Linked DNA regions of Mus musculus: region 1 is linked to region 2. A link is a contact called in ENCODE Hi-C data. All regions are on one chromosome and are shown on one strand. The core of a region is the stretch at or near the end of the contact, and the rest is flanking DNA. Distances in the headings are between cores, read along the strand shown. Region 1 holds the start of Becn1 (beclin 1, autophagy related). Region 2 holds the start of Rangrf (RAN guanine nucleotide release factor).

Evidence for each region. Hi-C counts contacts between places; a loop is a spot of excess contacts on that map.
Region 1: a map of T-helper 17 cell shows a loop between it and region 2 (17-fold over the local background). The contact joins the promoter of Becn1 here to the promoter of Rangrf in region 2. A Hi-C loop is called at or near these places in 3 of 37 maps with a recorded cell type or tissue (T-helper 1 cell and T-helper 17 cell).

What each region holds. Positions count from the first base shown.
Region 1 is chr11:101,298,214-101,303,675 of GRCm38, reverse strand. Becn1 (beclin 1, autophagy related) reads left to right here and starts at 1,390. Exons shown (of 12, transcript NM_019584.4): 1 at 1,390-1,544; 2 at 1,820-1,948; 3 at 4,600-4,667. The coding sequence starts at 1,822.
Region 2 is chr11:68,971,533-68,977,295 of GRCm38, reverse strand. It overlaps Rangrf (RAN guanine nucleotide release factor), which reads left to right and starts at 3,441. Exons shown (of 5, transcript NM_021329.3): 1 at 3,441-3,654; 2 at 3,739-3,855; 3 at 4,023-4,179; 4 at 4,268-4,353; 5 at 4,555-4,812. The coding sequence starts at 3,578. The coding sequence ends at 4,675. Slc25a35 (solute carrier family 25, member 35) reads right to left here. Exons shown (of 5, transcript NM_028048.2): 4 at 5,493-5,627; 5 at 4,781-5,346. The coding sequence ends at 5,173. Gm32384 (a long non-coding RNA gene) reads left to right here. Exons shown (of 4, transcript XR_001780244.1): 4 at 255-292.

The DNA.
Region 1 (5,462 bases), core at 141-2,640, about 32 Mb before region 2:
TGCCAATGTTAATAAAGAGAAGATTCCAAAGTCTACAGTACTTTTAATGATAAGGTTCTGTTCTAGGACAAAGTCAATTCCTCATTGTGATATTATTGTATCCACCCAAATTGGAAGCAATGGAAGTTTCCATCAATAAAGAAATTCACTGTAATCTGTGCGTTTCTGCTGTGATGTATTGCAGCAATGAGAATGTTAATTAACAAAACTGGAGCAACATGGAAAACATTCAATTATTTTTATTATCCTTAGTGGTGGTGGAGGGCAGTCCATACCCTGGAATTCCTTTGGAGGTCAACTTCATCTCCTCCTACTCCGATCCTTAGGAATTGACCTTAGGGTCTCTCTCACGTTTGGTGCACACACTTTTACAGGTTGAGCCATCTTGGCAGCCCACATATGTTAAACTTACAAAGTAGGGCTGGACATACAGTTCATTGGTGGAGTACTTGCTTAGTATATGAGAGGCCTTGGATATGATTCCAGATACACACATACTCACAGGAGCCAGCTCTCTCTCTCTCTCTCTCTCTCACACACACACACACACACACACACACACACACACACCACAAATGCATTGGTGTTTTGCATACATGGATGACTGTGTGAAAGTGGTGATAGTGGTGTCAGTTCTTGGAGTTACAGACAGTTATGAGCTGCCATGTGGGTGGATGGATTTGATTTAATCCAGGTCATCTGGAAGTGCGGTTGGTGCTTTTAACTGCTGAGCCATCTCTCCAGTCTCCACTGTCACCTTTTTATTTATTTACATTTTGTTATATACATACATAATACACACATACACATATATACATACATATAACTATCACCTTTAATGTATTTGCATTTTATTATATACACATATACAAACATATATACATACATACACACATACACATACATACATACATATAACAATAAAATTTACCATCCTGCCAAACGCACTCCCTCAGAAGGGTTTAGACAATTTGACTCTCCCAAAAATACACTTTAAAAGCTCACACATGCCGGAAGGTGGTGGTGCACGCTTTTAATCACAGCCCTTAGGAGGCTGAGGCAAGTGGATCTCTGTGAAGTGGATGCCAGCTTGGTCTACAGGGCGAGTTCCAGGTCAACCAGGGCTACACAGAGAAACCCTGTCTCAAACAAACAAACAAACAAACAAACAAACAAACAAACAACACCCTGATCCCTAAGGAATATAGAAGTGGCTCCACTTGGAAGTAACAAATCTTGAGTGGACCGTCTAAATCAGAAGAGTGTGGGCAGCTTCGGCCCACCTGTCGGCACTGCTGCACTTCCCCGCTCGGCCTTTGGATGGCGCTCCGAGCCGGGTAAACAGGGATCTGGAGCAGGGGTCCTTGCGTCAGCTCCCGTCGTGACGTCACTTCTGGTCCTGGGCGGAAGTCTTCAGCTAGCCGACCGGGAAGTAGCTGAAGACCGGGCGATGGGAACTCTGGAGGTCTCGCTCCGGGGCGGACCCGAGGCCACCGTGCCCCCGCGGTAGAACGAGCCTGGGTGGCGGGCTCCGGGCTCCTGAGGTGAGGAGCGTCGGGGCCTGAAGTGAGACCTTAGGAAGAAGCCTAGAGTCCCTGGCGGCCACTCTGGTGCCCCGTTTCCCCGCTCGGGAGACTAGACTGCCTTAGCTGGGCTCTGCCCCGGAAGCGGGTCCTCTTGGTGTCATCCCACTCCCAGAGGGAACGGCGCGGACCGGGATTTTCCTCTTCACCTCCACCACCAAGGCAGCGGGTAGCCTCGGGCCCGAGGTTCAAAGGAGCCGATTCTTCTTAACGTCGTCTTTTCTCCGCTGTCGCAGGCATGGAGGGGTCTAAGGCGTCCAGCAGCACCATGCAGGTGAGCTTCGTGTGCCAGCGCTGTAGCCAGCCTCTGAAACTGGACACGAGCTTCAAGATCCTGGACCGGGTCACCATCCAGGAACTCACAGGTCAGCAGGATCCGAGGAAAGGGGTGGTCAAGAAGGAGGGAAGTGGGCAACTTTAGGGACATTGAGGTGGCGGTCTCTGGCTTTCGGTTTTCTCGTCAGGAATAGACCTCTGACAGTGTCTCCAGAGTGAAGGAGTATTCACATATAACAGAATTTCTTGAAGATTTACCAGTGTATCAATCAGGTGTCCTGTAACAGTCCCCGTGGAAACCAGGCTTGGTGGCTCACATCTATAACTGCAGCAACTCAGGAGGCTGACGCCGGAGCTGCCTCAAGTTCCAGGCCAGCCTGCGCTATTGAATGAGACCCTGTTTCCAAAAATAAAAAGGACAGGAGAAGTGCCATGGTGCATCCTCTTACAGGTGACGAGTTGAGGTTAGAGCCATCAGTGAGCATACTTACCTGAGGTCCAGTGAAGTGTAGGAGAGCCTTGAAGCCTGAAGAAGAGAGTGAGAGAGGTGATTAGCGAGTTTAAACACGTTCATGGGCCTGGCATTAGCATGGAAACCTTGGCTTTGTTGTATATAGCTCCCTAGACCTTGATTCATTTTTATTCATAATTAGTATTAGTTATGTGTATAGGTGGTTTGCTTACATGTACATCTGTCCATGACGAGAATGCCTGATGCCGGGAGAGGCCAGAAGAGGGCGTCAGATCCCTGAACTGGAGTTAACAGGTGGTTGTGAGCCACCGTGTGAGGGCTAGGACTCGAACCTAGGTCCTTTACAGGAGCAACAGGTGCTCTAAGCTATTGAGTGATCTGCCCAGCTCTTTATTTTTCTTCTCCTTAAAAAAAAATTATTTTCATTGTTCTTGCTGTTGGTATAGACAGAGTTTCACTCTAGCCCTTGCCTGGCTAGATTGTCCTGCCTCTGCCTTCAGAGTCCTGGGGCTTAAAGGTGTGCGCCACCACACCTGGCTTATTTTTCATTTTTAAAGGTTAATGTTGTGTGTTGAAAGCTTTCATCTCCCAAGTGTTGGAATAAAGGAGGTCTGTGTGCTACCATGCCCGGCTTTACATGTTTCTAAACTAGTGTTCATACATTTTAAAACCTGATATATTTAGGGGGTGCCACTTGATGTTTGAATACACATGTAATGATGTTCAAATCAGGGTTGGCACATTTGTCTCTTCTAACGTTTTGTTTGTTTGTTTGTTTCCTTGTGGTTGAAACATTTCTAATCGTCCCTGCTGGCTTTTGGGGACTGTGCAGTCCACCATTGGTACCCATAGTCAGCACCGTCCAGTAGAGCAGAACTTTTCTCCTGTCTAACCAGTCTGTTGTGTATAACCATCATATTGTTCTCAGTTTAAATGAGATGCACCACACCTGAGTGAGACCAGGCAGTGCTTGCTTTACTGGGCCTGGATAATCTCATTTAATGTATGTCCTTCAGTCTTAATGACAGGAGTTCATGCTTTTAAAAAAAACGGCTGAATAGATTGTCATTGAATGAATATTAGCTGTGTCTTTGTTGGTGATGTTTTGTTTTTGAGGTAGAGTCTTATATAACAGAGGCTTGCTTTAAACACATGCTTGAATTTCCTCAGACTCAGCCCGGCAGTGGTAGCACACGCCTTTAATTCCAGAACTTGGGAGGCAGAGGCAGGAAGATTTCTGAATTTGAGGCCAGTGAGACTATAGAGTAAGTTCCAGGACAGCCAGGGCCACATAGAAAAACCCTGTCTTGAAACAACAACAACAAAACAAAACAAAAAAGATTTTCCTCAGATTCTGAAGCACTGGGATTATAGCCATGTACCACTGTACCTGGCTCTCTGTCCTCTTCCCATACCAGGGATTCTGTCACTCAGCCACATCCCTAGCCCTACATCCTTGATACATGAGTACAATCAGATTACATACAGCTTCCCAGAAAATTATTTTATTCCTTCCCAGTTATTCTAGGGAAAAGGGATGCTAACTTTTGTGATGGAAAAACTTAAGATATAGGCCTGCAGAGAGGGTTCACTGGTTAGGAACATTTAGTGCTCTTCCAGAGGAACCTGAGTTTAACTCCCAGTGGACAGGCACACTGCCCGTAACTCCAGGTCCAGGTAACCCAACGCCTTCTTCCTGTCCACATGTGGACAACCCACACCCCAAAATTATGTGACATATACACATAATTTTTTTAAAAAAGTTCTAAAAACTTTTAAAAGGTTTTAAGTATATAATGAATCCCTGTGTGCCCGCCACCTAGTTTCAACAATTGCCAACACACCTGGTCTGAAGACCCATTCCTTGCTCTCGTCTCTGAAATACCTTTAAAGTAAATGCCTAGCGCATGAAAACTATTTCTATATGACTCTTAAAGTCATGGTGCTTTTAGGATTTTAACATTCTACTAACAGGAAAAGGGGGAAAAAAACATTTTTGTTTGTATAAAGAATTTAAAAAGGGGGATGGGGCGGGAATGGTGGCACAAATTAATCCCAGTGCTCAGGAGACAGACAAGTGTATCTCAGGGAGTTAGAGGCCCGTCTAGTCTGTCTAATGAGTGCCAGGCTACAAAGTGAGAACAGAGAGGGAGAATTGTGGTAGGGTTGGGGCTGGTAATGAGGTGAATTCCGACTCTTCCCCATGCTTTGCTAAGCCTTCCTGCTTTGATAAGACTGTTTCTGACTCAGGATTTTCCTTGCCCTTAGCTCCATTACTTACCACAGCCCAGGCGAAACCAGGAGAGACCCAGGAGGAAGAGGCTAACTCAGGAGAGGTAAAAGCAGTGCCCTCTCCCCATCCTCCTCCTAAACCTAACCGGCAGCTGGTTATGCACACACCAGCCCACAGCCTGGAGCTCTGCAGTGTTGGGGCCTCCGGGCGCTGGGGCTCGTACTAAAGAGTGGTTCATAAGAGAGATTCTAGCCAGACACGATGTTGCCCTCCTGTAATCCTAACCACAGGAGGCAGAGGCCCTGAAGATGACAGATGCGAGGCTAGCCTGGGCTACATGGTGAGTTCCAGACTAGCCTGAGATACATATATGAAAAAAACAAAAACAAAAACAGTACTAGGGTGGTAGTTCAGTTAGTGGAGTGTTTGCTTTTTGATCCCTAGCATCACATTAAACTGGGTGTGGAGGCAGGAGGATCAGAAGTTCAAGATCATCTGTTTGATGTTAACCTGCTCTGCATGAGACCCGACCTCTAAAGGCAAACAGCAAACAGGAGAAACTAAGTTGAGGGCTGGGGTATTAGCTCAGGGGTGGTGCTTGCCCAGCGGATGCAAGCTCCTAGATCCAATCCCCAGGACCCCAGAAAAATAAAGTTGTTCATGGAGTCCACTGCAGATCATTGGGAGGTACCCAAGTGTACCCCAAGGAACAGGATTACTGAGGAAAGCATCAATCAAGAAGTGGGGTGATAAGGCCATCGAGACAGCTCAGTGGGTGAGGGTGGCTGCCACACGTTCTGACCACCCTCACCCATAAGTAGATAAATATTTTAGAAGTGTGTTTCAAGATGTGATTATAGACCAGCATAGTGGCTTAATGCCTAAAATTCTAGGTACT
Region 2 (5,763 bases), core at 2,192-4,691:
GACCACATAGTAAGACCCAGTCTCAAACAGAACCAGGAGGCCGAGGGATGGCTTACCGATGGCAATCAATGATGTTGCAGAAGACCCGGTTCAACAGCATCCCACATGGTGGTCTGTGCCTCTGGTTTGAGAGGTTCTGATTCCCTCTGGGAATACATACAGGCCATACATACAGTTTGGTACTTGTAAATAAAAGCCTCATACACATCAAGTAAAATTTAGGAAAGATAACTGAATACTTGTTGCTTTTACAGAGGATTCAGGTTTGGTTCCCAGAACCTCCATGATGGTTCACAACCATCCCTAACTCCAGTTCCAATGGAATCCAACACCCTCTTCTGAACCCCGTAAGTAACACACACACACACACACACACACACACACACACATACACACACACACACACACACACACACACACACACGCAGGCACACACGCAGGCACGCACACAGAGTGCACATACATTCAAGGACAAACATCTCTATGTTTAGAGCCAGCCTGATCTACATATCAAGTTTCAGGCCATCCAAGACTCCATAATAACAAACAAACAAACAAAACAAGCTAGTTTCTCTTGTGTTCTTATGCACTTTATTCCATAATGTACAAACATTTTTCTGAGTGAATATTCATGACCTTCACCAACATTTCAAAGAGACTCATGGCAGGGCTGAAGGCTTGAAGCTGCTGCATACAGGAACTATGTTGCCTTAACTCTTCCATAAAGGGATGCTTGGCACTGATTTGCTGTGTCTCTGGGGGCCAGGGCAGTCTTTGTTTTCCCCCATTTAGATTTATATATTTAATTTTATGAGCCTGCACCGATGCTCTCCATCTGGTCTATCTGGTGTCTGTGAAGGTCAGAAGTGGGCAAATACCCTGGAACTAGAGTTGCAGATGATTGTGAGCCACCGCGTAAGTGCTGGGAATTGAACCCAGGTCCGCTACAAGAGTAACATGTGCTCTTAACTGCTGAGCTATCTCGCCAGGTCCCTCCAAGCCTGTCTTTTGGTTCTTTCAAAGGGCAAGGACCATCCCAGAGCACCAAACCAAACCTGTTCCAGTTGTAGGTTGGCTGTCCCCAGCAGACTGAGAGCTGGAGACACTCACACAATGAGAAGGACAGATGTGTGCCATCTGAGACTTGTCCATGACACCTGCCCTAGCTGCAGCTGGACCAGTTTTCACTGGACTCTGGCTTCCGGGAAGATGCAAGTAGGAGAGCTTGCCAAATAGGTTCTTTCAGATCAAATGACAACAAACTGACCCAGACAGCTCCAGTTTCTTCAGGAGTTTGAGGTTGAACACCCTGAGGTGTCAGCATTGAGAAGAGCACAAGAGATGGCAGATACCAAGGGAGGGATGGTGAATCAACAGTGGGGATATAGAGATCTGCCAAGACAAGCTGGTCTTCCACCCCACCCTCCAAGGAGAGATCTGGCCCTGGGCCTTGGCACATCTCTGCTCCCCACCCTTGTCATATCCCAAGAACCCAGAGACTGGAGAAAGCTGAGGTCTCCAGCTATCTTAGTCCACTGCAGAACTTGAGGTGCGCCAGGAAATCCTAAGAGGAAAGCTGAAGAAACTTTCTCCTCCCTCTGGCTCATTACAGGGCTCCATTCCTGGTACTTAGTGTTATGAACTTGTTAATAGCATTTATGTCCTTGGAGGTCCCTACCCAAGGATTTCTGATCTGCCTGACTGTGTACAAAGCTATTCAAGCTGTTGTTGCTCCTGGTGAGGAGGAGAGACAGAAAGGTCTACATGGAGAGACGTTCATGGCCAGCTCCTTCTATTCCATGGGGGCTGCACCCCTTCTCTTACAGAGTAAACTAGTTACAGGATACCCCCCCCCGAAACAGATTGATCAAGCACACCCACATCTTGTCTCTTCTCTCCCTCCCTCCCTCCCTCCTTCTCTTGCCTGAGGAAGGGTCTCAATATATAACCCTAGCTGACCTGCAACTCACTATGTAGAAACAAGAAACAGGCTGGTCTCAAACTACAGATCTGACTGCTTTTGTCTCTTCAGTGCTGGATGTGCCATGTGGCGTGAGCCACCACACGTGGCCACACTTCACTCCTAACAGTGCTTTAGAGATGAGGAAAAGTTCAGAGAGAAGCCAGATGCCTACAGTAAGAAGGAGTCACCGCACGCCTTTAATCCCAGCACTCGGGAGGCAGAGGCAGGCAGAATTTCTGAATTCGACTCCAGCCTGGTCTACAGAGTGAGTTCCAGGATAGCCGGGGTGGGGGCACATACTGAGTACACTTAAGAGGCTAAGGTTCAGTTACGGGAGGGAGGGAGAGGGAGAAGGAGAGAGAGAATCTAATGGTAGAGGCCCCTGGGCTCAATCCCTAGCATTGCAAACAGTAAGTGGACAAGCAAAATCCTCCATCCTTAACCATCTTCACAACTCCCTGACTCCATCTGCCTGCCCTCCCCCTTGCATATTTGCATTTCCTAGAGTACACACTGTGCTAAGTTTCTACACCTATGTCCCGGCTAGAACATCTCTAGGATGCCCCCAAGAGCTCTGTAAATCAAACTTCAAGACGCAAAGCGAGTTCCACTGGTACTTTTACACCTTGGCGAGGTGGACTTTTGTATTGTCAGGCTCACGAAGGAAATGAGCTGCACTCTGAGGCACGTGACCCTTGCCTCCAATTCAGTAAATTATGAGGGTTCATTGGTCGAGGTGAGAATCAACCTCTTTGCCCGGTTCTCAGCTGGGTGTAAAATCCATGAGAGCATGGGTGGCCTCATGGACTCCAGGCATCTAGATTCATCCCGCAGTGCAGCAGTATACCACCAGGCCTATTATGTGCCAAACACTTTGCCAGGTGCAAGAGATCAAGGATGAATGGAGAAATTAACTGGGAGGATAAAAGTTGAACAAATACTTAAAAAGAACACTCTAAAAATCCGTAAAGGAAAAACAATAGTTTAATCTGTGCTTTGGCTCAGGTGTGGGAGAGAGCTTCCCCTTGCCCTCCCTAGGGGAAGATTTGAGGGGATTAGAACCGTAATCCTCGGGTTAGGTATCAAGGCTTGAGGTCTGAATCTTAACCTAGACCCACACCTGGGCCTGTTGTTTCCCCAAGTCCCAGCATTAGATCCTGGAGTTAGTGGTCTGGTTGTCGCTCCACTGGAGTCAAGTGGTCCCACAACCCGCCCTTTAACTGAACAACTGTCCTTAAGGGCGGTCTCAAGTGACCTTCTTAGAAGGTATAACTCCTTTACAATGAAGGAGCAAGTGGGCACGAGGGATTAACCCATCACTAGCATCACCAACCCTAAACTCAAGTACAACTGCAAAGCAGACCCCAGCGGTCCTGGGTCTTTCCAAAGAGCCGGGCTTCAGAGACTAGCCCCCAAGGATAGCCCCGCCCCCGAAGCGCGGGCGCCGATTGGTCAGCGTGCTCGCAGGGCGTGACCAGATCTTAAAGGTCCCATTGCTTAGTAGGACGGGAGGAGGTAGTGGGTGCTCCGGGAACACCAGGGGAAATGATGTCTCAAAGGCTCATGTAGGTTTCTTTAAAACCTCGCTAATGTCCAGACTCAAGTACTAGATCTATGGAGCCCAACAGAAACTGTCCACTGTTCGGAGGCGCCTTCTCCGCCATCCTCCCTACAGGGGCCATTGATGTGAGGTGAGAAAGCCAGCCTCCCCGGAGGCCGATCGGGTGGGTTATGGGAAAAAGCCAGAGACAAGAGGGTTCCCTGTCCCTCTCCAGTGACCTCCGACCGGTGCCAGACAACCAAGAAGTTTTCTGCCATCCTGTGACCGACCAGAGTCTGATCATAGAACTTCTGGAGCTGCAGGCCCACGTGCAGGGCGAAGCGGCTGCGCGGTGAGAAAGCTAGCCAACGGGAGGCCGGGAGCCGAGAAAGTGGGCGGGGTCTGTGGCTGGACGGTTATTCAGGACGAAAACTCCCAAGGGCAATAGCAGACCAGGCTCGAGGGTGGGGCTGGGTTATTCAGACATGCTCCTCCTTACCACTGTTCCTCCCATGCCAGGTACCATTTTGAGGACGTTGGCCGGGTGCAGGGGGCTAGGGCTGTGCACGTGCTATCTGTGCAGCCTCTCTGTTTGGAGAACTTATCCCTGAGAGGCTGCTGTCAGGATGCCTGGTCCCTTTCTGGCAAGCAGCAGGTAGCTAAAGAAAACCAGCAGGTGAGGGCTATGGCGAATGGGACGCCCTGGAGTCGGGGAGGGATAACTCCAGGTATCCTGGTAAGCATGCTGATTCTGATCCCTTTAGGTAGCAAAGGATGTCACACTGCATCAGGCCTTGCTGCGGCTGCCCCAGTATCAGACTGATCTTTTGCTCACCTTCAATCAGCCCCCGTAAGGACGAAAGAGCGGGTGGGAACCTCCCAATTGGGTCCCCACGACAATTAAGTTGGGTGGGTCAAATTCCTTCAAGGAAGCAGAAATAAGCCACAGGCTTTGGGGGAGGAGGGTCAGGTCTTCTGGGGGATAGGAAGTGTGATCTTGCAAACCTCAAGCCGGACCATTTTCCTTCTCCCTCTATTCCCTTACCCTAAGGTGTCACAGCAGGTCTCTTGGCCCTGAAAATCTGTCATGTCCACCTTGGAGCCTGAGTAACTTTGAACAGCTGGTAACTAGTTTGACTCTTCATGATCCCAACCTCTTTGGTCCCCAGTAAAGATCGTTGAGACACAACGTGCTACTGAGGACTCGGGGACCCAGTTCTGAGAGGGGGAGTTTCTTTCTGCTTCTTCCCTGGATGTAAACATAAGACACTTCCTCTGCAGAAATAAACTTGCTTTATGAAGAACATAATTTCTGTGCCTTCAAATCTAAGAGGACACCTGGGTCTCCCAGTTCCCTTTGGTCTTGGAAGGGGGGGGAGTTAAAGCTGTGTATAGGAGCAGGGAGTTGGGGGGAACCCAAGAATGGCAGTAGAAATATACTTTGGAGTGACTGATTCAACCCTGAGATGGGTATGAAATATATCGGGGGATTTGTGGAAAAATTTAAAGCAAGACCCACTCAGTGACTCAACCCTAGGAGAACAGAGGAGTGGGCGTGGCTGTCCCCCTTAGGGGCATTGAGAGGTCAATCTGTCAGCAGTCACTGTGATAGGAAGTAGAGGCAGAGGTGCCCAAAGAGTGTTGATCTGGAGTTACAAGAGAGTGATTGTTATTTAGCATATGTGTTGTAAAAGGAGCGCAGCTGATCCCAGAAGAAGAGGGAGAGAATAGTGTGGGGGCCGAGGCGAAAATAGGAGGCACCTATACCCTTGTACATGCCAAAAAAGCCCTCTGTCCGCGCTGTCTGCAGCAGAGCGTCCAAGATCCCCCGGTACATGAGGCCCTGGAGCACGTCAGAGAGGAAGGGAGAGCACAGGAGGTGCATGTCAGAGCCCGCCGGGGCCAGACACCTTTCCAGGCAGCATCTGAGGATCTGCTTGCCCACCCCCAGCTCTCCCTGTCAGCCTGGACCCTGCAGTACTTCCTTACCTTGCCTCGAGTATCAGTGGGTTGGTTATAAAGTCTTGTGCTGGCTACATCAAAGGGTGTCATTGCCACGACTATGGCGACACCACTCACCATGGCAGCGGCCAGAGCCACCTTCCAGCTCTGGGGAGGGAAGATCTATAAGAAAGATAAAGTTTGTTTGGTTTGTTTTTTTTTTTTTTTTTATCAACCACACAGTTGTTTAACTTTAGGGCAGGATGAGCACTGCCCTGGGAACACAACTGGTAATTCTGGGAGCTTCCATACCATCAGA